Regions from separate parts of the Homo sapiens genome. Here region 2 is linked to region 1. The links are chromatin loops, found by intact Hi-C in ENCODE. Cell type or tissue: B cell. All regions are shown on one strand.

Region 1 (2,500 bases):
AACCTAGTATTTTTGCCAGGAACATAAAGCTGCCTTAATTCCAAAGACTTCCCATAGTAGTCTATCTGTCTGTCTGTCTTCCTATGTATGTCATCCGACAACAATATCTGAGAAGCTCTCAGAGAGTTTTGTTTTCTGGAAGCTACCTATTTCTTAGAGTAGATGGTGGAAGTTGTATTTGATTAAAGTAAAGTACTTTTAAGTTTTCATTGCCTGTTCTTTATCTATCTTTCCGTTTGTTGTTGTTGTTGTTGTTGTTGTTGTTGTTGTTTTTGAGACAGTGTCTCACTCTGTTGCCTATGCTGGAGTGCAGTGGTACAATTACAGCTCACTGTAACCTTAAATTCCTGGGCTCAAGCAATCCTTCTGCCTCAGCCTCCAAAGTAGCTAGACTGCAGCTGCGTGCCACCACATCCAGCTATTTTTTTTTTTGGTAGGAATCTTGCTAGGTAGGGTCTTGCTATGTTGCCCAAGCTAATTTTGAATTCCTGGCCTCAAACAATTCTCCTGTCCTTGCCTTCCAAAGTGCTCAAATTACAGGCTACCACACCTGGCCTGTTTGTTCTTTCTGAAGATGCTGTATGCCTTGGGAGAGTTCATCAATAAAAGTGTCTGTAGTTTTCAACTGCATCTTTAATGAAATGTTATGACTAATTTTTCAACTAATATAAAGCAGACTGCTGTCAGAGCAACAAATAGTCTAGAATTTCTAGGCTTAGAATACTATTTTTTGTTTTGAGGTATATTTGAAGCTTCTAATTGAAAAGTATATTTCTTTCTATTCAATAAAATGCTGCTATAGATAGTAAGAACAATATTAATAATAGATATTGTACTTACCCAGTAGTCTTGCAAATTTCTTTTACATATATGTGGGGAAAACCATCTCTTTTAGTGCTGAAAATATCTGATGTGTTTGTTTTCTTCCTCCTACGATGCTAGAGAAAAGTATTTTCCTCATTCTGGTTTTAACGGAAGTCTATGTATTCTCTGCTTCTGTCTCACAGCAAGCTCTAATTGGCTCAGAAACAGCAGGGCGTGTTTAACAACTGGGAGGTTGGGGAAGGAAGAATATAGGTTTGGTTTCAGTTTCATTTCTCAGATCTGAAATTACAGCACCGCCTTTTCTATCTGAAATGCTTTTTAATAAGCTATGGCTATATACCACCTTCTGGTCTGCTTGGTTAAAATCTGAAGGCTTAACAATTTTTCCTCACTTGAGAGTTTTGAGGGCTGCAGAAAGCCCCATTGTCTTGTTATAGACAAACTGTGGGATATTCTGGCTTAATTGATCCCTTGGGAATATGAGTTTACATTGCAGTCCCAGCCTTGTAGAGCACCAGGTTGGAGATACTCTAGGTCAATATTTCACTGGCCTTTAAGGGTGGAGTTACTGTCCATTCCTGTTTTCCTAAAGTGTAAAGAATGTCTTTCAGGGATAGGACTTCTTTGAGCACCCCAATAAGTGCTAAATTCATTTATTGCAGAGCAGACCAGGGCTGCAGCAGACCTGATGGTCACATTGTAGAGATTTATCTTTTCTAAGGTCAGTGTCAGGGCCAGAGAGAAAACTGCCTGAGTGAGAGCAACAAAAATAGCTGATATTTTAAAAACTAACAGCAAGTACTGATATTTATTGTGTGTGCTCAATTAGCTTTTGGTTTCCACATCCCACAACTGATTCACACTGGTTTTAGATGAAAACATTTAAAAACATTTATTTTAAAATATTTATTGGGCGCTTACCATGTACCAGGCATTGTTCTAAATGTTTCATATTAACTTAATTACTCTTCACAACAATCTCCTGAGGTAGAGATTATTTTTATCTCAATTTTAAAGGTGAAGAAACTGAGGCATAGAGATTAAATAATATGGCTAAAGTTTGCATAACTAATACATGGCAGAGATTCGAATCCAGGTTTCAGGCCAGTGCTCTTAAATCCTGAGGTTTAGGAAGAAAGAAAGTGGCTATGAAGGACAGCCTAGATATGACCATTACACTTATCACCCTCAGGAGCCCTCCTCGTAAGGGGACCCTGGGCCTGAACTCCAAAACCTGGGTTTCACTTTGCATGGGGACCAGTGTGATGGTTAATTTTATGGGTCAACTTGACCGGGCCACAGAGTGCCTAGATATTTGGTCAAACATTATTCTGGTGGTTCTGTGAGGGTGAGGAGGCAGGACTAGCTTGCAGCTCCTGCTGGGACAGACAGGACAGCATGTGGAGACTCACATCATGAACTTTTGCTTCAAGAATTACTGCAGCAACATACCAGGAAAGCCAAGAGAATTCACAGACCCTTTGAAGGAACTGTATCGCCACTGCAGTTTCTCTGAGATGCCAAAAAGAAAAGTCATGAGTCTGCTTGCTTTCTCAGCAGGGAGGCTGATAGCCAGGGGCAAGTTCTCAGCCCTGGTCACCGACTGCCTGGAAATAGATTCGATGTTGTTGGCAGGGGCACAGTGGGAGTGAGACTGGCCTTTAGGAGTGTGGGT
Region 2 (2,500 bases), 980 kb before region 1:
AGAAGCTATATTTACTTCTCAGTAAACAATCAATCTCATGCTTCTCTCACTGCAAGTGAACTAGAGCCACTGATTTTAGAGTTTTTAAGAGAGTAGATCAGCTCTAGCAAGAACTCTAGCATTCTTCATAAAAGTTTCTTTAGATGCCACAAAATGAGACCTGCAGATTACAACATTAAGTATCCTGAAAATCAAACAAAATAATGAAAAAGGGTAATACTCCTCAATTCTCTGGTGGTCTCAAATAGAAAGGAGCACCACAACCTCACAGTACACCTCAGCTAATAGAACTATCTTTAAACACTAAAAGTAACTTTGTCTTCCCAGAGACAAATATCATTTCCTTAAAGATCCCATGTGTAGGAAAAAAATAAATAAATAAATAACTCTTTCTTATGCCTGGTATGGTTCAAACAAAAATTATTTTAAAAGCTACTTGGTCAAAAGTTTGTACATTGCATTGTCAGTAAAAGGGTAGTTTTCAAAAGCTACTTATTGCTGACTGTAAAAGGCACAATCAAATAACATTTGGGAGATTGAAAGCTAGGTTAATAAGGCTGTTAAATTGAAGAAAATGATTTTTTTTTTTTTTGAGACGGAGTCTCATTCTGTCGCCCAGACTGGAGTCCAGTGGCGCAATCTCGGTTTACTGCAACCTCCGCCTCCTAGGTTCAAGTGATTCTCGGGCCTCAGCTTCCCAAGCAGCTGGGACTACAGGCGTGTGCCACCACATCCAGCTAATTTTTGTTTTGTTTTGTTGTATTTTAGTAGAGATGGGGTTTCTCCATGTTGTTCAGGCTGGTCTGGAACTCCTGACCTCAGGTGATCCGCCCGCTTCGGCCTCCCGAAGTGCTGGGATTACAGGCGTGAGCCACTGCTCCCGGCCGAGAAACTGTTACATTATTAGCATCAGAGGAAGGCCCTTACCACACTCCAGTCACTACCATTACCACACTCTACACATCCTCCTTAATATGGGTATAAACCACCATTAGGGGCACTGCTACAGCCCACAGAACACTGAACCACACAGGGCAGCCTCCAGGATGACGGGCCAGCTGCCAACAGCATCTCCGTCAGGACCCCCACCAAGGGCCCCAACGACCACCGGGTCGTTCAAACCCACAGCCGCCAATCCAGCCACCGCCACTAGGGGCACCACTGCTGCGGTCAGTACAGACCGCTACAACCACAAATGCCGCAACCACGACCCCGTCTAGGATCAGATACACAGCCGGGGAGGCCAGCACCGCCCCCCAACACAAGGCAATGGCGGGTGCTACAGCCAGCGCCACCAGCAGCAGTGCCGCCGCCGCAGCCACTACTCCAGCCCCCAGCGCGCCTGCCACCAAAGCCACGCCAAGCATGGCCGCAGTCGCCCCCGCCCTTGCCATCCACTGAGCCGGTCGGGGCCACGGAGCCGCCCACGCCAGCCCTTCGGCCGCCTCAGCTGCGGCGCGCGCCCCACTCAGACCCTAAAGAATGTACGTACCACCCCTGCGGGCAGCTGGACCAGGTGGCCGGCGGCCAGACGGATCAGGTAGACCAGGCTGAGGGTGAAGGCGCAGGCGATCAGCAGCATGGACAAGAGGTTGCCGCCTGTCACCTTCTCCATCGCCTGGCCCAGCACCGACCCACCCGCCTGCAGCAAGCCCAGCAGCAGCATCCCAGCCGCCGCCGCCATTCACTCCGTCGGAAACACTGAAGGCCGAGGTCGCCACCGCTCCTCCCAATCGACGGAACGAGAGAAGCTGGCAGATGGTCGTCCACAGGGGGCCTTGCCCCAGGTCTCCTACTAAACCCAGCCCCACCCCTCGGGTCCCACGCGCGCCACCCCGTGCGTCACAGAATGGGGCGGGATGTTCCGCTGGCCACGCCCCTTAAATAACACTCTGTGAAGCCGTGGTCTTCTTGCGCGGGATAGGGCACCTGAGGAAGCGGGCTGCGCCTGTGGCACAGTGGTACGGGGCCGGAAGATAACTTACCTGAAGAGGCGATCAATCCCTGAGAATCGCGGGCGACCCGTTTTTTGTGTGCCCGGGTGCGGGGTGCCGGGACACGGCGTTGAAGGCGCTGAGCGGAGGGATCTCAGGGCGAGCTCGAGCGGCGACGGCGCGCTCTGTGATTGCACCGCGAGCGCCTGAGGTGATCTCGGCCTACATCGCGTCAGCGGGGCCTTGGGCGTGAGCACCGCCCCCTGTCCGGACGCAGGGTACTGGGGCACCTCGAACTGTGGCACCTCACCCTTCTCCGGGGCCACGTCTTGGGGACTCCGACAGCCCCAAATAAGCCCTCGGGGACTGGGGTTGTGAAAAGCGAGGTCGTGAAGACGCCGGCCTCATACCGAAGGGTAGGACGGTGAGGTCAGCCCCGTCCCACTCCAACTAAAATCAACCTGACAGGTATTAATATGCCACCATGAAGTTAACAAATGTTGGTGATTAAGTATGCTAGGTTTTACGAAAACAGATTTTCCAAAATAAATGTACATGTTTTAGGA

The links. Peaks named below come from ENCODE experiments on the same cell type or tissue, not always from the same donor. Only the 100,000 strongest peaks of a DNase experiment are listed, where the experiment ranks them.
Region 2: it touches region 1 in a loop (6-fold over the local background); 5 of 110 quality-filtered maps call a loop at or near these places.

The regions. Positions count from the first base shown.
Region 1 is chr7:93,117,023-93,119,522 of GRCh38, forward strand. It overlaps SAMD9 (sterile alpha motif domain containing 9), which reads right to left and starts at 957. Exons shown (of 3, transcript NM_017654.4): 1 at 841-957. In B cell, no CTCF peak of the experiment used is centred here; DNase peaks (open chromatin) are centred at 499 and 1,039; H3K4me3 peaks cover 1,617 bases; H3K27ac peaks cover 1,654 bases.
Region 2 is chr7:92,132,681-92,135,180 of GRCh38, forward strand. It overlaps CYP51A1 (cytochrome P450 family 51 subfamily A member 1), which reads right to left and starts at 1,797. Exons shown (of 10, transcript NM_000786.4): 1 at 1,493-1,797. The coding sequence starts at 1,684. It overlaps CYP51A1-AS1 (CYP51A1 antisense RNA 1), which reads left to right and starts at 1,883. Exons shown (of 3, transcript NR_122110.1): 1 at 1,883-2,402. RefSeq lists enhancers at 1,132-1,958, 1,133-1,182, 1,343-1,392, 1,763-2,422, 1,959-2,500. In B cell, CTCF peaks have their summits at 1,170 and 1,378; DNase peaks (open chromatin) are centred at 1,311 and 1,861; H3K4me3 peaks cover 2,290 bases; H3K27ac peaks cover 2,135 bases.